Linked DNA regions of Mus musculus: region 1 is linked to region 2. The links are chromatin loops, found by intact Hi-C in ENCODE. Cell type or tissue: heart. All regions are shown on one strand. Links, peaks and the distances in the headings refer to the core of each region. The heading gives the core; the rest is flanking DNA.

What was found. Peaks named below come from ENCODE experiments on the same cell type or tissue, not always from the same donor. Only the 100,000 strongest peaks of a DNase experiment are listed, where the experiment ranks them.
Region 1: it touches region 2 in a loop (5-fold over the local background); 4 of 42 quality-filtered maps call a loop at or near these places.

What each region holds. Positions count from the first base shown.
Region 1 is chr1:130,711,589-130,721,732 of GRCm38, forward strand. Pfkfb2 (6-phosphofructo-2-kinase/fructose-2,6-biphosphatase 2) reads right to left here and starts at 4,233. Exons shown (of 15, transcript NM_008825.4): 1 at 4,133-4,233; 2 at 2,878-2,988. The coding sequence starts at 2,968. It overlaps Yod1 (YOD1 deubiquitinase), which reads left to right and starts at 5,739. Exons shown (of 2, transcript NM_178691.4): 1 at 5,739-6,223; 2 at 7,128-10,144. The coding sequence starts at 5,896. The coding sequence ends at 7,831. In heart, for the core only: a CTCF peak has its summit at 6,291; DNase peaks (open chromatin) are centred at 4,303 and 5,903; H3K4me3 peaks cover 3,961 bases; H3K27ac peaks cover 2,957 bases; H3K27me3 peaks cover 489 bases.
Region 2 is chr1:130,779,638-130,789,781 of GRCm38, forward strand. It overlaps Gm28856 (predicted gene 28856), which reads left to right. Exons shown (of 4, transcript NR_151623.1): 3 at 1,305-1,469; 4 at 2,475-4,796. It also overlaps a transcript of Fcamr not described here. Among named protein-coding and RNA genes, the nearest start is that of Fcamr, 16 kb to the right of the region's middle. In heart, for the core only: CTCF peaks have their summits at 4,686 (motif pointing left) and 7,536; no DNase peak of the experiment used is centred there; H3K27me3 peaks cover 829 bases.

The DNA of each region.
Region 1 (10,144 bases), core at 1,405-9,404, 68 kb before region 2:
ACAGGAAAGATGGGAAGGTACTTCACTCTCCATGTTTTCTCCATGCATTACTTGAGCTTTTCTCAACTTGCACTGCTTTTGTAGTTCAGGAAAATACATTTGTCTTCTCCAAATCCACTAGCAATATTTTTAAAATAAATAAAAGAAACAAAAGATGAGAAAGAGAGAAAATTAGTAAAGAAAGCAGATAAGACCTTACTTTCAGTGACCTCCTAAGACCCTCATCTGGGTACCTTAAAAGTACCCCATCCAGCAGCACCCCTAAACCTGATCCCCGAAACGACTCAAGTCCCCAAAAGGCTCCTCTGAAGGTTCTGGCTCACTACAGCCATCGTTTTGCCCGAGGTGAAACCAGTCACTTCTCAGGTTCAGAGTCAGCAAGCAGGTGTAATAAGCAGCAAGGGACAGGAGTTGGGCTATAAATAAAGCAACACAGGCAACCAGGGAGTCTGTAACAGGGCACCTTTTCCACACAATGCAAACAGGGTGAGGCTGGGTTTATCAATTTAGAAGATACCTGCCCTGAGTGAGGTTCTTAAAAAAAAAAAAAGACACAGCAGCAAAACAGAAAAGGCGCCAGTGGATCCGCTCTCCTTAGTAAGAGGGATGAGAACAAGGTGTCTATAGGAATCAAACTGCCAAGTCTCTGTGCAGAGCGGAGAAAACCAAACCGTATTCTCCTAAGGATCTCACAATCTCATGGGCGAGCCATGACATAAGAAAAACTGAGTACAGAAATGACAACTCAGAGTCCTTTACTTGGGTAGAAAAAGCAGTTTTAAAGAGACTAGACTAGACAAAAAAATAAAAAAAATAAAAAAAATAAAACAAACAAACAAACAAACAACCAGCAGAGTCCGGAGCAGGGATGAGAGTAGATTATGCTGCAATTGAAAGCCCTCCAAGAGCTGTGAAAGGATTAGGAAAGCAGGCAGGAGTGGCTAGCTGAGAACAAGGCAGAGCTAGAAGCGCTGACGATATGAACTGGCTTTCTGAAATCCACTCTTAACCTTCTTTGCTGTCTTTTAGACTACATAGCTAGTACCTGAGCACACTCCTTTTAAGAGGGAGACACCAGATCAGAATAACTGGTCAGAACACTGAAAAGATGACTCTTCACAGGACTCTTAAATTAGGAGATGCTAATAGCATTTAAATGGTAAGTCTGTTTATATGTAATGTTTCAAACGTAAATACAAAGAGTCACTTGTGAAAAATGACAGCAGCTATGTCCAACATTCATGTCAGCACTTGTCTATATATACTTATTTGTTTCTTACATCATTCCTGGGAGAACGATTTACTCTGTTATGAAGTCTAGAGTGTCTCCACTTGATAATGCAGTGAGCTAGGTTAAGAGTAAGAGTGACACCTGTAATCCTAGCACTCTGGGTCTAAGGCGAGAAAATGACGAGTTAATGCCCATCTGGGTTACAGAGTGAGACACTGTCAAAGGAAAGAAGGGAAGGAGAGGAGAAGGTAAAAGGGCAGAGAAAGGACGCTTGCTTCCTTACAGGGTAAACTGAGGAAGAGAGAGGTTAAGCAAATTGCTCAAGGGCTAGCTAGGAAACAGCAAAACCACCATTCAAACCCGGGAAGTCAGACCAAAGGGACTATAATTAAGCATCATGCTGTAAGTTTACTTACGAGACAGTCTGCCTTAGGTGGCAGCTTCTTGCCCTGGCAAGAAAAGGAGACCCTAACCACAGAGATGTGCCAAGCTCAGTATTCTAACTGCATCAATCCAGCATATGCCTCATGGACGCCAGATAAAAGAGCATGAAATAACAAGAAAGTGCATGACACCATAATGCAGCTCTGAGATAACTGACCAGTCAGATCTCACACTAACCACCTCCTTCTACCTACGCATACACATAAGCACTTCTCCATAAAGGGAGAACTGACCAGGGGGGTTCCAGAAAGAAGAGTGCTAGAAGGCTCCTGAGGTTTCCAGAAACCTTCCAGAGGACCAAGTCCCCAGACTTCTAGGGAAGTGTACAGCCTTGCTTAGGAATGTAGAGTCCAGGGAACAAGAAATGATGCTTGAGTCCCCTGCCACCATTTCTGCCATCTCTGTATATTAAAATGCTTGTGTGAAAGAATCTGCAAAACCCCAAAGCTAACCCTGCAAGAACTTCAAGCACCCGACACTGAGTCACATGTCAGAGCTCATTCCCCTCGGGGCAGGGAGGAACAGGACAAGGGCTGGCTCTCACCTGCATCTTGGGTTAGTTTTTTAAGACAGGTCTCAAGTAACCCAGGCTTACTCTGAACTAAGTATGTGTGGTTGTGCACACCCTTGAACCCCTCATCCTCTGCCTCCACCTCACCAGGGCTTAAATTATGGGTGGGGACCACCATGCCCGGCTTCTGCCTTCAATATATGCAATGAGTGTTGCCTTCCAAGAACACAGTCCAAGAGATAAAAGGAACTGAGAGTGACAGCCCCAGGTTACTTGCGTACCTTGACACTTGGCCATCCTATGTATAAAATAACTTGCTCTAGCTCCCACATACCCCTAATGAAAGCATCAAGAAGCCCCAAGGATACTAAGCCTACTAGTTTGAGACAGGGAACTGCTCACTGTGGACTCTGTCTTAAGTCCTATGCCATGTGTCTCACACATCTGTACTCAAGAGGTTATAAGAGGAAACTTGCATGATGAGTCAGAGGGCAGCCTGGGTTACACTGCAAGTCCCCAGCAAGTCAGGGTTCTGTGCTAAGATCCAAACGCAAAATAAATAAAACATAAACTGCCATGCAAAGAATTACTCCCCACCCCCACAGAGAAAAAGAGTCTAGGATACAAATACATTTCTGGGACAAAAACCCCACGAGGGATCCGCAGCCAGTCACTCTTTACCAGAACTCACAGCATGTCTTCCCTGCCCTTCGCAGATTTGAGGCGTGGGGTTTATAGCTGCTGTTGCAGTCTTCTGGGGAAAATGTACTATTCTCAGACATGGTAGTTCTTCAGGAGGCACCTGGGAAAGGAGAGATAATAAAATAGAAGGAAGGGAAGGAAGGTATCCCTAAAAATGGTGCAGAGAATTAGTGTGACAAAGGGAAGAAGCCCCTACCAAGATCCAGGTCCAGCCTCTTGCTCCTACTTCACAAACACTTGTTCTTGGGTGTCACAAACCTGACTCCTCACGTATACAGCTGCACCCCAACTTTGCAGTTCTTTGCTGACTTGGTTCACACTCATACATCTCAAACCCAGCAAGCCTTCCAGTAATCTTAATAAAGCAGATTTTCCTAGCATGATTACTTCGTCTTATTTTACAGAATTGACAAATGAAGATAACCAAAGTACCTTGTTCAAGTTTCTTGCCCTCACATTCTAAGTTTAAGAATACAGACAGAACAGAGGTGGGAATCAGAAGCGCTGGAGATGCGGAGAGATGAAGTGCACTTGATCAAGAAAGCAACCCCAATCCAAAGGAAAAACTCAGTCTCGGCGGGGGGGCGGGGGGGGGGAGAAGGAGGGAGGGAAGGAGAGGGAGAGAGGGAAGGAGAGAGAGAGGGAAGGAGAAAAAGGAGAGGGGAAGAGGGAAGGAGAGGGAGGGGAAGAGGGGGACAGGGAGAGAAGGGAGAGAATGAGAATGAATTTGGAAACTGGTGAGAGGGACGGACGGGGTGAAAGCACACTCTAGGAAGGAAGAACTGTAGTGGAGCTGTGATAGCCCTAGCATGTTACATTCTCTGACGTTCTCCACCCTCCCTGCCCTTTCCTATCCATACCCTAGGGCGCAGCGGAAGTAAATGACTTATGGAATGTTACCTGCAAAATAAGCCTTGCGTCCTGATATCAACTAGGGTGAGAGGGACTGGGACTCACTACTCAAACCCCGATGCCAAGGAGCTCAAGACAAAAGATTCTATTTAAAAAAAGGAAAAAAAGAAAAGAAAAGAAAAAAGAAAACCCGTGCACGGCTCCTGGCCTGACAGAGCCAATTCTCCAGTCCTCACTCCGCAGCTGCGGCTCAGTGTCCCTGAAGGGCTGCACGCCCAGGAGCGTCACCCGGAGCTACACTTCCCGAAAGCACGAAGCACTGTCGCTCTGCACCATCCCCGCGCCCGCGCAGCACCCCAGCCCCGCGTCCAGACTGCTCAATTACCGCTCACCCTATGACCTGTCCTATTCGTCCTCCCTGCTGTAGACCCAGTGTCGCCACCGGAGCACCGGGTACCAAAGCTGGCAGACAGACTGAAGTAGTCCGGGCTCCGGGGGTTGGGGCGAGTCACGTGGGGCGCTTGGCCCCGCCCACGCTGGCGTCAGCCCTCACCTGGAGGCACGCTGGACCAATGAAGCACCTGCAGGGCAGGGGGCGGGCTCCTGGGGTCTGGGAGGACCTGTGACAGCCTAAGGCTGTCAGCTCGCAAAGCAGCCGGCCCAGGGGAGCTTGGTGGCATTGTTGCCTGGAAACAAATGGAGCTGGAGGCGGGGTGAATTAAAAGCCTTCCCTTCCCCCCCCCCCTTCCCTTATTCTCGCGAGACCTGTTTGGCTGACATCTTGCGTGGGAGTGACTGGTGAAAAGTGAGGCTTAACGCCTTCGTTCCTGAATCTCCAGCTAGACTAGGTTCTGGGAGGTTGAGGTCGGCTTGTAAAGATGCCTTGCTGGCTACCAGAAGGCAAGAGCTAACTAACTACAACTTCTGGTCAGCATCCTTGGAGCCTATGGATCCGGGAGCCTCCCATTCACCAGACAGGTGACTCCAAAGCATGTTCCTTGATTTCCCCCTCCATCCCTGGACCCAGGCTACATTATCTGTGGTCATCTGGAAGAGCCAAGGAGGAGGAGAAGTGCACCCGCTCCTGGTGTGAGGGTACAGAGGGACAGATTCGCTGTAACTGATTCACAGTAGAGGCTGTTGCAGTGGGGTTTATATCTCCCAGAACTACTTTTCAAAGTCACTCCCCCTGCACACCATTGGTACCTGACAATGCTTGACAGTCCAGAGTGGGGAGGGGGACTTGTTTGCTGCTTTGGCTAAACGGTGGGGGAGGGACCCTAGAACTGTTTTCACTCCTTCCTTCTTGACCCGAGAGTCAAGTCATCTTCCACACAATCCAAATATGCGTTTCACACCCCCGCGGCGAGTTCCAGCGTGCTACGAACTGTCATTATTCGGCGTTTACTGCACACCTTTAGAACTATGGTCAAGGCAGTCTCGGGCTCCCGGGCTACAGAGTTGGAAACTGGCTAGCTATCTGGTCAGGTCTCCTCTCTGCCCGTCTGTCTTCTGTCTCTCGGCCACCGCGAGGACTGCGTTGCCATGATGAAGTGTCTTCCTACTGGGATACGAGGAATCGGACTGGAATCCTGATGACCAAGAGTGAGTCCTCTTGAGCCCTGCCACCAACCGCGGGAGTGAGGCGATCGCCCCAGGCACGGCTGCTGACCTCATACAGTCTTTCTGAGGTGGCAGATGGACGCTTTCAAGTTCGTCTCACGGGACTCCCCGCTCGTCCCGTCCACTTGGCCTCAATGAATCAGTTCGGCGCAGCCACGAACCCCGCCAGCGGCGTGACTGTTTGGTGGGTCCTTCTGACCTCTCTTGGCATTTGTTTACCTTCCCGACGATGAGTCGGCTCTGCCTGGTGTTTGGGAGGCTGCTTTCATCATTGGCGACCTCCCTGCAAGGTGACATTCTGCTCTGCTAGACTCGGGAACTCCTTCCCCGCCCTCCTCCCTGGAGCATAAATGCTGCCGACGCGAAGCTCGCCTCACCGGAGCGCTCGGGAGAGCCGGCCGACCCCCAACCCTCACCCGCGGCCGCCCTTGCCACTTTAAGAGCCCGCGCCGTTTTTGGAAGGACCGAGGCCGAGTCCCCCCCACCCCCCACCGAGGTGTCGCGAGAAGCGCCCCAGCGGCCACCTCTCGCGATGTTTGGAGGCGCCAAAGGCGGCCATTTTGGGGTCCCCCCCGCTGGTTACTCCGGCGCTGTCCCCCAGTCTGAGGCTGGGACCAAGGCTGGCCCCGCAGGAGGCCGGCCGGCCGACACTATGTGGCGGGTCCGCTGCAAGGCCAAGGGTGGCACCCACCTTTTGCAGGGTCTTTCCAGCCGGACCCGCTTACGGGAGCTGCAGGGCCAAATCGCCGCTATCACCGGCATCGCTCCCGGCAGTCAGCGAATCCTCGTTGGCTACCCGCCCGAGTGCCTGGATCTCAGCGACCGGGACATCACTCTTGGGGACCTGCCCATCCAGTCAGGTACGGGCACCGGCCGGGGCCGGGGAAGTCTTGGAGGACGTGGAGGGGAGAAGAGTGAAGCTAGTAAGGCAGAGTGCCGATGTGACAGCTAGGGGCTTCGAGGACCAGAACTCCGGGAAGGCCGGGGCAGGTGTCAAGTCCTTTACTTGTGATTTAGAGACAAGGCTGGAGTCTTGAAGTCCCCTGTTCCCCAAGCCTGCTTCCAGGTCATTTGTTTCCTCTGCTTTCCCAAAGGACAGCAGGACCCTTGTTCCCTGACGGGATGGTTCTTTTTCCCTATCCCGATCAGCAGGTCAGCGGTTGAGATACCAATTTTTCGTTTTCCCTGTGTGTTAATTTCTTTTTATCTTGTGTCTCATATATATATATATATATATATATATATATATATATATATATATATATATATATATACATACATACATACATACATACACACACACACACACACACACACACACTTGGACGTTGTGTTTATTGCTGTAGAATTAACCAACAGCAGTTACTTGTTCCCAGGTTTAGAACTTGAACGTCAGTGTTGACCATTCAAAGCTTTTTCCATTTTGTGGCAAGGCCCCTCGAATCGAGCTGTCAGATGGTATAGGCATGCGAAGTGCAAAGAACACCCCAGTGACCTACCTAGTCTGTGGAGAACATCTGAAAGATTTGGTTTTTAAGTTGAAATGCAGCGCGGAGCATTTTGTTCTGTTTGCCTCTTTCTGAAGACACTGAACTAAACACAAACAAACTTAGAGAGTTACTGGCCTCTTGTTTACAAAGTTGTGTTCTCCTTGGTAACCCGCTTTATACTTTTAACTCCTTTGCTTTCTAATTTTCTGAGTTGGCTAATAAACACCCAATCTATAATTTCTCTGCAGTTCTGGATTTGTTTTATTTTTGACAGGTGACATGCTGATTGTTGAAGAAGACCAAACCAGACCAAAAGCTTCACCTGCGTTTTCAAAATATGGTGCTCCTAGTTATGTCAGGGAAGCTCTGCCTGTGCTTACCAGAACCGCAGTCCCAGCAGACAACTCTTGCCTCTTTACCAGTGTGTACTATGTCGTGGAAGGAGGAGTCTTGAATCCAGCTTGTGCCCCTGAGATGAGACGCCTCATAGCACAAATTGTAGCAAGTGATCCAGTCTTGTATAGTGAGGCGATACTGGGAAAGACAAACGAAGACTACTGTGATTGGATCAGAAGGGATGATACGTGGGGGGGGGCAATCGAGATCTCAATCCTGTCTAAGTTTTACCAATGTGAAATATGTGTAGTAGATACACAGACAGTCAGAATTGATCGTTTTGGGGAAGATGCAGGATATACCAAAAGAGTTCTGCTTATCTACGATGGCATTCACTACGATCCGCTTCAGCGTAACTTCCCTGATCCAGATACCCCTCCTCTGACCATTTTCTCCTCAAATGATGATATTGTTCTTGTACAAGCACTGGAATTAGCTGATGAAGCTAGAAGAAAGAGACAGTTCACTGATGTAAACCGCTTCACCCTGAGATGCATGATCTGTCAGAAGGGCCTAACCGGACAAGCAGAAGCAAGGGACCATGCCAGGGAGACAGGCCATACCAACTTTGGAGAGGTGTGATCTATTCATAAGAGTGGGAGCCTACTACCTCACAGATCCAGAAGGCTCTGGGTTTTCCAATAAGCTATTCATAACCCTACAGAATAGAACACAATGCTTGGACCATCCTTTTATCCTAAACTAGTATGACTGACACTGAAATTCCTTGTTAAGATTAAAATCAGTGTGCAAGTTTACAGATGTGTGTCTACACTAGTGGCATGCCCTCTTTCTACTGGGGGTCGGAATAAGGTGGTTTTGGCCACTTGGGATGCTAACCCGAAGACTGGATTATATTATAAACCAGCACCTAGTGGCTTTAGCTTATAGAAGAAAACATCATATTTTAGGTAATGTGGAAAGCCTTGTGGAGGGCCACTGGACATATACCACAATGTCTCCAGTAGTTGATTCCTTTTAATAACTTTGAATGAGTTAGTAGTTTCTAAATTCTGAATTGATCCATCAAATGAAGATACTCAGAATTGTCAAAACTTTTTATATTGCAATTTGGTAGACTTTATAAGTGTATCTAACTACTTACAAGTATATTGAAAGCAATTTTACGGGGAGAAGTATGTCCCTTGAGAATGTTATCTAAAACAGGGATTAATATGGCCCTGTTGCGATTTCTAGTGTATAAAAGTAGAATGTATAAGGGGAAAAGGTGCCTGAAGCAGCTTCCTGAAGCTTTAAAAGACTGTTGGCCTCTTGTTTTAATGCAATTCATGTATTGTTATTTGTCACATTAGGTAATTTTTTTTTTCAGTGAAGCAGGGTATGCCTTTTTAATTGCTAATTTAGTTTAAAATTCAAGAAGTATCTTGAAAATTTGAGTGTTTAGTTCTTTTGTTTTTTTTTTTTTTACATACATATAAATTTTTCTGAAGGGATTTGATTTCCTCAGCTCTTCAGCTCAAAGCACTTCTTACTAACAAGTCTTCCTCTAAAGTGTCAATGGAATGCTTTGGTTTCCTGAAACTCTTTTCCGTAGAGAACAGTATTCATAGATCCACTATGATCTTTTGGATATTTCACAGTTCTGCAAGTTAGTACTTTGTTCATCTGTGATCTTTGACTTTCAGTTTTTAAATAATTGATTTGGTTTGTTTCACTTAGAAAATATACAAAGTTTTAAAATCCTTGCCTTATACAGCTCTCTCAGAATATTGCTACCTAGTGTTAGGTATGTAGCCATTTGCTTGATGGATTGATCCTCAAGGCACTTGCTCTCAAAACTTAGCTTCACTATAGAATCTTCCAGGTAAAGTTTTCTACCTCTTAATTCTTCTAAAGATCAGGGATGCTAAGTTATAATTTGTTGTATATCTGTCATACAGTGTATAGAGGCATAATGTTGTGAAGTTTTGTTATCTTGATCTCATTTATTAAATATCTCAGAGAACCATTTACACCAATGTGCTTTAAAGCACTTAACATCTTTCCATGATTCTTCTTAGCAAATGTTTTAAAATCAAAGTCAACCCTTAGCCTTTTACATGGTAATGGTGACCATGTCAAATTAAGGAATATTAAAGTGAACAATTTAGAAAGTTCCTTTAAGGACAATTGAACAATTCACAAAGTATGCTTCAATCATCCAATGAGATTCTCTTTTGTGTTGAGACAAAGTCTCCCTGTGTGTTTCTTGTCGGCCTGGAATTTGTTATATAGACCAGGCTCCTCCAACTCAAAGTGATCCTTCTGCCTCTGCCTTCTGAGTGTTGAGATTACAAGTAGGGGCCACCGTACCTGGCCAGATGACTTTTCTTGAATGCCCTTTGTGCACATAGCCAGTCAGGCAATGGCATTATTATAGTCATATAAGTTGAAAATGTTTTTCTTTTTTGAACTGAGCCTTAAAGATAGTTCTAGTGAGCTTAGGATGCCGGACACTTGGAGGTCATGACATGTAATGACTGTCACAAAAGTCTCTTCAGACCTGTCCTCTGGGTTAGATTTTTTAAATCTCTTTTGTTTTCTCTGTAAAATATTTAATTTAAAGCTGTACATTAAAACTGTAAAATTGGGTTATGCACCGTATTTATAGAGCTTACCTTTACCACTTGAGCATCCAAATTCAATATTTCTAAAAATTTGGATCCAAGTTTGTTCATGCAACAAGTATTTATTGAATAACTTATAATGTGTCAGGCATGTTCTATTTTTTGAAAATAAATTCCTGTCACTTTAAAATTGAGTCTATATAATGTACAGAGGATTTGTTTAGTAAACGTAAAGAAATAGAATGAGCACTGGTATCTTAAAAATCAAGTCTTTGTTCTAAGTGTTATTTGTATGTCTTGTTTAGTATTTATTTAGGGGATTGTTTCT
Region 2 (10,144 bases), core at 1,175-9,174:
GTGTTTTATTAGACCTCATTTGATTGTTTTGGAATTTATTTACTTTCTGTGACTTCTTGGGTGTATTAATTTTTCTCTTAATATTGAAATATTCCTTCCAATATCCTTTGTGGTAAGTAGTAGCATCTGGATACATTCACAAACACTTCATGGACTCACCAGCAGTCCGTTCCATAGAGTTGGGATCGCAAGTACCAATCAGCAGCTGTGGTACTACCTAGCAGAGACAGCCAGGCCTCAGCCTTCACATGAGTCAGCAGGAGGGACCAGGAGGAATGCCAGGAGAGAAGCTATGCTTCTCTCAGGGAAGTGAAGATCTTTGCAAACATGGAAGACCCACTAACATTGAAAAGCTAACTCTAAAAGCAAGCCAAGCTCAGCCTCCGTCACTGTGGTCAAGTCCTATTTATACCTTCCAAACATCACGTGACCTCCACATGTCTTGCCTCAGCACATGCATCTTTCTTAGTTGACATCACTCTGCCAATCAGCCCAAGTCCACAGAAGCAGCAAGAAGTTGCAACATATCACTAGAAGTTTTTTGGTGCATTCTCTATGGAGGCCCGACAAATGCAGCTCAGCTATGCAATGTAAGGCAGACCAATACATGGGTGTCATTAACAAAGAATCCTTCATCACGTGTCCTTTCATGTGCTTGCTTTAGCAAAACATCCTTTCTTCTGTGTCTGCTTCACAAGTCTGCCTTAGTCTTTCATCTTTGTCCATTCCAGGAAAACATTCCTTCACATGTTTGCCCCAGCAAAACACCATCCAATCAACTTTCCAAAGAACCCTTAAGTTTCCACATCATTTTCCTATATTTTTTTCATTGTCATAGCTTAATGTTGTGGACATATTCTCCTTGTTTGAAGTTTTTTTTTCTTCTTTTCATGCATACTTTAATAAGCAATGTCAAGATACTCAATATATTCAAACATATACTATATTAATGTACTCAAACATATCCATCATTTCATTTCATCTGTGAATTGTCTCTAAAAGTTCATTTTCAAAGTTATGGAGACTGGCAGTCCAAGGTCACCATGGTAGGAGACCCAGTGCATGGTAACAGCCTGGTTCTTGGTTCTTAGTATACTGATGGGAAAAGAACATATATTGTCTTTCTCTTCAGCTAGGGCTTCTCAAATAGTTCTTTCCCAGATGTGTTTTTTCCTACATGAAAGTAATGCATATTTCTTGTTAAAGTCATTTTTAGATTACAGTACTTTACTGTTTTCTTAATAATTGTAGTGAATGTGTAACTAAAACCTCTACTGTACTCTCTACTCTGTTCTTGACTATAGAATGCCAATACAACACCAGGGGTGGCAAATAATCCTGGTGCTCAAGAGACTGAGGTGGGAAGACTGCTGCTCATTCAAGGCCAGCCTTGGAGACACAGTATACAAGGCCAAAGCCAGCCTGAGCTCCATAGCACATGCTAGACCAAGGCCAGCCTGAACTACAAGGTAAGACTTGCTCTCAAATAAAAACAAATGCCAAGCACACAGTCTCCCATGCTGGCGGCACTCCGAGTTTGTCTGTTTTAGGGAGTTTTAATTTTGTTCATTTGTTCAGGAGGGGTGTATAGTACACCTTTCTGCCAGCTCAATATGATAAAAAAAAAGCAATAGTTTAAAAAGATAAAATGTTAAAGGGGGAGGTGTGGGGGGAGGCTGGAGAGTTGGCTCAGAGCTTAAGATCAATTGTTGCTCTTGAAGAGGACCCAGGTTCAATTCCAAGCACCCACATGACAGCTCACAACTGTCTATAATTCTAATCCCAGAAGATCTGACATCCTTGTCCAGCCTCCAATGGCACCGGGTATGCAAGTGGTGCATGTGTGCACATGCAGGCAAAAAACTCATGCACATAAAATAATACAATAACTAAATCTTTAAAAATTAAAAAAAGAAACTATTAGTTGTCAATGATATGAATCCCACAAGGGAAATACCAAGTAATTTACATATTCAGTCTAACAATTTGCATATCTATTTAAATCATTGAGAATATATACTAAAGTAACCAATGTAAATGAAAGATACAAATATTAGCTTTATCTTTAATACCATAGCTTTAATTTATTTGTATATGAATGACAAACAGAATATAATTTTATTTTTATTTATTAAAAAAGAACCTAAAATAACTCTAAAAAGAAGTGTGTAAAGATTTAATGTAGGAAAAACATAATTTTTGGAAAAACTATTGGAGAAGACCTACGTAAACAAAAATAAAGTATTTGTGGCAAAATGAAGGATATCAGTCTTCTGCCTACGCCCACTCTCTCCATTTTAACACTCAGAAGGAAAGAAATTCTAGTTAAATATGCATAGAAGCCTTTATGACCCACACTTGGATCAGTGCAAAATACAAAAAGGTGAAATCAATACAGATATTCAGTGAAATCATTTATATTAGCAAAATCGATTTATTGCTAACTACTAAGGGACTGATTAAATAACTTACAGTTTGAGCCTATGAGAGAATGATCCCAAACTGTCTGAGGTGATTGAAATCAGTTAACAAGTCAGACCGGTGACAGCATGAAACATGATGGAAAGAGTCTTTTGGAAGTAAGTGGTTGACTTAATAAACTTTTTAGACCAAACTTTTAGACCAAAGTAAATGTTATAAATCTAATCAAGTTCTAAATTTTAAATTTACTTTATTCTCCCCACACTCTGTGTGTGTGTGTGTGTGTGTGTGTGTGTGTGTGTACAGAAGCTCATGATGTAAAACAGAGGTGTGGAGGTGTCAGAAGATAATGTGTGGGAGTTGGTTCTCTCCTTCCACCTTTAAGTGGATGTTGAGGCTGTCAAGCATGGGTGATAAGACCTTTAGATACTGAGCCACTTGCCAACCTTCAGGTCCTTTTGAGTGTAGAGATAGTAAATATCTATTATTAGAAGCATCAAAAGCATGCATCAATGAATTGAACCTTCGGCTCTTCCTTAAATATCTACAAATATATTGCTCCTTTCAGTAGGCTGGATAGATAAAACTAGACAGCTGATCCTTTCCATATTTAAACCTATACTTATCCAAAAGCTCACACTTCTCAGCTTTGAGGATAAATACAACTTCTTTCCTGATTTTATAATTCTGTGGAATTCAGTTGGTACTGCCCATGGACTGCTATCTGCATGGACTTAATACAAAGGAGTCAGGAGAACCAGACAGCAGTGTCTCCACTGCAACGTGAATCACTACACAGCATCTCAAAGACTGACAGAGGGAGCTCGTCACGCAGTGCATGCTGGGATTTGGGAAACCGAAGTGAGCTCAGCGCACACCTGTAACCTTAGCACTAAACCATCAGCTCCAGGTCAGCTTGGGATATGTAGCAAGATTCCATCTAAAAGGAAAAGACCTCATCGTTTATGCCTTCAAGTCATTAGACTAAGGCTCACAGTATTTCTACTATTACTTTTGGGAATAAACAATTCAATTTCCAGAGCAAAACCTTAAATCTCATTTGAACAATGCACTCAGTTTAACAGGATGCTTTTGGGGTGACACGGTTATTGATTTTATTTTGTTTTAGAATAGAGTCTCATATCATCCTTAAGCTTGAGATCACCATCCTCAGCCTCCCAGCATGGGGAGGGGTGATGTGCACACGTCTGGCTCCTGTCAGAGTGCTTTGTGAAATATAGCATCATACAATGCAGAAGCAGACAGTTACATTTACTTCATGTGTAAGACCCACAATAAAAACAGTGATCATTTAAGTCATGGTACAAAAACCACATAAAATTAGAGCCTGTTTTTCAGCTATTCTTTGACTATTTTTCAATCTGTAAAAGGCACTACGGGACATTCAATAAGGGCTAGAGACAGAGCTGTCACAGGCTGCAGCTTTGATCTGTGTACCGTGATAATACTGGCGACAAATAAATAACAGTCTAAAGCTGAGGATTTAAGAAGAATCTGAGCCTTTGGTGATGCTGTCGGATCTGTTATGTGGATTTTTTTTTTGACATAATGTGAATAAATGACAGTCACACAACATTAGGGCTTAAGAATCTTAAGTGATCAACTGAAATAATTATGAGGAGCTGGGGAGATAGCTCAGTGGTTAAGAGCACTGGATTAAGATTGGTTAAGAGTGGTTAAGAGGTCATCTCCCAGAGGACCTGGGTTTCATTCCTAGAATCCATGTGATCTTTCACAACCATCTGTAACTCCAGTTCCAGGGGATCCAACTCCCTCTTCTGTCTTTTGTCAGCACTAGGAATGCATCTGCCATTAAAATAATAATAATAAATGTAAATTAAAGAAATGCATACCAATCATTTGGAGGACCTGAGTTCAGTTCTCAGCATACACATGGCAGTTTACAGCTGTCTGTAACTCCAGTTCCAGAAGGATCTGAGACCGTTTCCTGGAGTCCAGGAGACACAGGCGCTCACACGGTATGTTTACATATATGTAGACAAAACACTCAAATACATGAAGTAAAAATAAACAACAGTGACTCATTTGTCTGGACTTTGTAAAATTACTTGTTTCCAATTGTAATTAAATTAAGCTAAGCACATTCTCTAGAAGGGTTCCAGGTTGCCAACGACTTGATGACCAGATTATATGCTAACTAAAAGTAGCCTGAAGAACGAACAGCCTTTTCTGTTCACGGAACAGAGCTGCCAAATTCTTTCTGCCAGCTGGGTTCCCCCTAGTGGCCCACACAAGTTACTTAGCCAGCAGATCAAAGCAACTCATCTTACAAGGTGATGCAGAAGGTAACAGGTAAAGTTAGTTCCCTTAACTCAATGAAAAAAAGCTTCTCCAAAAATAAATAAACAAATAAATAAATAAATAAATAATAAAATAAATAATAAAATAAAATAAAAGAAATGGAAAGCAAGGAAGGAAGGAAGGAAAAAAGAAAAGGAAAGGAAAGGGAAGGGAAGGGGAGGGGAGGGGAAGGGAGGAGAGGGGAGGAGAGGAGAGGAAAAAGGAAAAAGAAGGAAAAAGGAAAAAGGAAAAAGGAAAAGGAAAGGAAAGGAAAAGAAAGAAAAGAAAAGAGAAAAGGAACTCTATAAAATAAGTAGACCCTTTTAAAATTTTGCCATGGGATTTTTATTATATTTATCATATTATTCTTATCTCTCTTGTCCCTTCCCCTCACATTAATCTCTTTTCTCAACTTGTTTCTTTTTCTTTTTTTAAAAATAATATCTCTTATTATATGGTTTCATATATGTGTAACCATGTATACTTATCATCATCTCTCTCCCCCCTCATGTTCTCCCCCTTTTTGACTTTGTAACCACTGTGTCCTCCAATCAGTGCTGTCTGCTGGAATGTTCATTGACCATGTTCCCCCATCTTGTGTGGGCAACTATAGCTGCAGTGAAGGCAATGGCCGTGTCACACACAGAAGACACCATTCCATAGCGTGTCTCCCCATCCCCTGGCTCTTACATTCTTTTCTTTCCCACTTCCATGATGGTTCCTGAGCCTTGAGGAGTGGCGGTTGACACAGACATCCCATTTATAGGTGGGTATTCAACAGTCATTTATTCTTTGTATTGTTTCCCACTGTCTTCATCGGGATGTCAATACTTCTTTTGATGCTGCTGGAAAGTGTTGTTATTTCCCCCAGGAGACTGGAGATGCTGTAGAGAGATAGCTGGTCCCAGAGCACGCCCTGAAGGAGGGAGCGCAACCATCTGTGTTCTGTGGGAAACCTGAGAGCAACAACGCAGGTTGTTCCAATTTTGTGGGAAAATATGGAGGACAAATAGGCCTTGAGTGCTCAGACCATGTGTCTTTAAATAACAGAGAGGTAGGTAAACTTTTCTCTGGCTTTTGGTATATTCAGAGTATACAACTGTGAAGCTATTATTTTTATACTTAAGACAGTGTGTCACTGCTTTAGATCCCCTAACATTCTCGCTTCCATTACTCAGGTGCTAGAACGTGAGTGGGCACCATCATGAAACCTATTTTGTAACAGCAGCTTGCTCCTGTCCTCTGCTTAGCTGTCTCTGGGAGTTGGTTTGGATACAAACCGAGTTTCTTAAGAGTGATACTGCAGGGAGGCTCTATCCTTATAAAACAAAAATCAGGAAAGCTGTCCTACAAGACAAGGCAGGAGGAAAATCAACAACACAACCATATGTATACATATGTATAGAGGATCTAGGTCCAGCCAATTTGTGCTCTTTGGTTGGTGGTTCAATCTCTGTGAGCTCCCATGGGCCCAGGTTAGTTCGCTCTATAGGTCTTCTTACGTTGTCCTTAACCCCTCCGACTCCTCAGTCTTTCCCTGGACTCTTCCACAAGACTCCCTGAGCCCTACCTAATGTTTGGCTCTGGATCTCTGCATCTATTTCCATCTGCAGCTAAATGAAGCCTCTCAGATGGCAGCTGTGCTAGCTAGGCTCCTGTCTGCAAGCATAGCACAGTATCATCAGTAGTGTCAGGGCTTGGCTTTCTTCCACACAGTGGGTCTCACGTTGGATCAGTTACTTATTGGCTATTCCTGAAGAAAATTGGGAGTAGTTCTACCTCAAGACCCAGCTATACCACCCCTGGGCATATACCCAAAAGATGCTCTACCATCCCATAAGGACACTCGCTCAACTATGTTCATAGGAGTTTTATTCATAATAGTCAGAAACTGGATACAACCCAGATGTCCCTTAACCAAAGAATGGACAAAGAAAATGTGATACATTTACACAGTGGAATACTACTCAGCTATTAAAAACAAGGATATCATAAAAATTTCAGGCAAATGGATGGGACTAGAAAATATTATGAGTGGGTGTAACCCAGACCCAGAAAGGCATGCATGGTATGAACTCACTTTTAAGTGGATATTAGTCATGAAGTACAGGATAACCATGCTACAATCCAAAGACCCAGAAGGGGAAATAAAATAGACATCAGCAGTGGATGGAGAGAGGGAACTGGATGGAGAGAGTAACAGAGGTGGGGATCAGGTACGAGGAGAGCAGGTGTAGGGGGTGAGAGGGATGGGAGAGAGAAGAGGAATCAGTGGGAAGAAGTCACCTCTGGGACAAGCTGGAGACCTAGAACAGGAAAGGCTCCTGAGAGGATATGGGGGTGACCCTAGCTGATACTCCTAGCAGTAGTGGGGGTATGGAGGCTGAAATGGCCACTCCTGTGACCAGGAAGGACTTTCAGTGAAGGGAGGGGGACACAACCCACCCACAAAACTTTCCACCCAAAATTTCCACCAAAATTATAAGATGTGCAGGGATAAAGATGGAGAAGAAAGTCCTTTTAAAATAGGCATAATGGCATTTAGTTTTTGTGTTAGAGAACCCAAAGGTCTTTCACATACTATCAACATTGTATGAGGCATACAGGGTGGCCAGGGTAGTCCATCTAAAAAGGAGGCTTCATGCTGGGAATAAACGTAAGAAAATAGGAAAATGACTGATTTTCCTCAGCAAAGATTCCTGTTCCATTGCTGCTAAAGGGCTTCCTGGGAGGGTCCTGAGTTCCACCTGCTGTCTTACACAGTGACTGCAAGCTGGCTCTGCTCTGTGCCACCTCAGTCTCTCTAGCCATGGAGGCTTTCTGACACAAGGAGGCAGCACCTCCAGGTGAAAACCCTGCTGCAGCTGGTGAACCCTTGCAGGATCTTCTGGTAGGGAAAAGTATTGCTAGGAGTATGGAGGAGCTTGGTCCCTGATAGAAGGGTTGGAAGACGGCCCCCTGCCAAGACCGCACCCCCCAATTCCACCCCATGTCCGACCACCATTGTCTTTCTCTCTCCCTCTCTCTCCCTCCCCCTTTCCTTCCCCCTCTCCTCCTCTCCCCTTCTCCCCCTCCCCTTCCCTCCCTCTCCCCTTCTTCTTTAACTTGCCAGATAACCTTGACTATGCAAGCCACTGAGACTTTAGGGTTCGTCTTCTGCATGGGTCTATCAAGAAGCTAATTGATGTATCCATTTTGTCTTAGGTTCTTTATCCTCTCTTAGGCAAAATAGTTGTAAAGAAAAACTGAGTGAGTCCCATCTCAGCTACACAAAAATCAACTCAAAATGATTCAGAAAACTTAACTTAAAAATCTGAAACTACTGCAGGAAAATACTTCAGGCTGCAGATAGAATAAAAGACTGTCTTGCTTTTTTTCTGGTGCATTTTGAACTTTTATTAAAAAACATTGGCTTTCTTTCTCTCTGTGTTCCATATAGCTAAGCATGATAAGATGGGGGGGGGGTTTACGTGTCTGATACCCATCTTTCTATAGGACACCATACTGGTCTGAGAGTCATTTAATCATAGAACAGTATGAAATAATTCTGAAAATGAATTTTTCTGACAAAAAAAAATCATACACCACAGTAGAACTGGCCTTATGGAAGGTAGCATTTTTGTTCCCCAAATAAAAATAAATAAGTAATCTGTTCCACTTTATGCAAAGAACAAGATGTATTTTGAATTGGATCACTCCGAGCAAGTTGGGTGGATCCTAACATTTGTGGGCATAAAAGTAGATTTCATATAGTATTTCTCTTATTTTTTATTAATTAAAGATGTCCCTTGACAGCTTCCTTCGCGTATATAATGCATGAGGAATACTCTCATCCTCTGCCCTCTCTTCAATTCCCCTCAGCTACCCTTGCAAGTCCCCACAAATACAATTCTCATATTCTTGTCTACATTTTGCAACCAGGGATGTCTCAGTGACATGGATTTGGCTATCCATTGCAGCCTGTTGGACTCAGCAGTGGGTGCAAAACTGTAGACAACGGCTTCCTCTCTCCCTGTCTTCTGGCTCCTACATTCTTCTCACGGCATCTTCTGCAATGTTACTCAAGCCCTAGAGAGTGTGCTATAAATCCCTGTATCCCTAGTCTCTCCAGGACTTTTATCAGGAAGGAAAGTTGCGTTTTGCTGCTGGCCTTTCAAGTGTCTAGTGAGAGGATCATGTGGCTTTTAGTCTTTGTGATAGAATTATATTTATGGATTTATTTATGTTGAGCCTTCCCTGTATTCACAGGATGAAGCCAACTTGATCATGGTAGGTCATGTTTTCAGTGTGTCTTGAATTTGAATTGTTAAGATTTTATTGAGAATTTCATAGAGGATATTTGCATGTTTGTAGAGGATAGTTGGTTAGTATTTTCCTTTGTGTTGGGTTTTTGTGTTGTTTTGATACCAGGGCAACAACAGCTTCATAAAAAGAATTAGAGCCTGCTGACTCCCATGCCATGCAGTGAAGACAAGAAAAGACACCCTGAGACTTGCCTGCTGCTGCATGGCTTGGGAGGGTTGTACACTCCTAGAGATCCTCTTGCAACCACACCATGTGGGTCAGACAGAGGAGGTCACCCAGAGGGTGTCTGCCTGCAGCAGGAGCCACTACAATGTGCAAGTATATGATGGATAGATGGGAAAAAAAAGAGAAGAGGAATAGTTTAAGCATTATGAATAGTGACCAAACTGGAGACTTGAGAGTAGAGAGGAGTAGCCTGTTGTAAGTGGCCAGCCACACCACTGGAGCCGTGGTGAGGTTCCAGGCCAAACTGCCACTGAGGGCCATGTCTAGATCCATGGCTACTCATCGGCAGAGGTTGGTGTCGTTGTATGAGGATCATATTATCACTAGAGAACATGGAGATGTACCCGGTTTGGCAACTGACTGGGACTACATGGGGATGTTCAGGGACTTGTACAGAACTGTTCCTGCCCCTCACTGGCTTTGGTGCTCTGGAGAGCTGGCTCCACCTCTCCCCGTGGCAGGATTTGGGAGAGCAGACGCTGCCCCTCAATTAGGAAGCATAGTAGAGCTGGTCCAGGCCTCAAGGGCAGTAGATGAGCTGACCCCGAGGGTTTAAGAGCAGGAGAGCTGACCCTGCCCCTCATTGCCATGGGGTGGCATGTGCATGGAGGTGATGCCTCTCCCCTCATTGCTCTCCACCTCCAGCAGTTGGGAAAGCTGGCCCAGGGGTCATGAAAGAAGGTAAGCTGGCCCTCCCCTCTTGTTGGTTGCAGCACTTGGGAAAGTGAGCTATGCACCTCGCCTGAATAGCACAGTGAGCTGGCCCTGGTGGAGGGGGCTCAGGTGAGTCAGACCCATGGGGCATAAGTGCAGGAAAGCTGACTCCACCACTCATCTGCCATGAGGTGGTGTTGGGGGTGGGGATAATGTC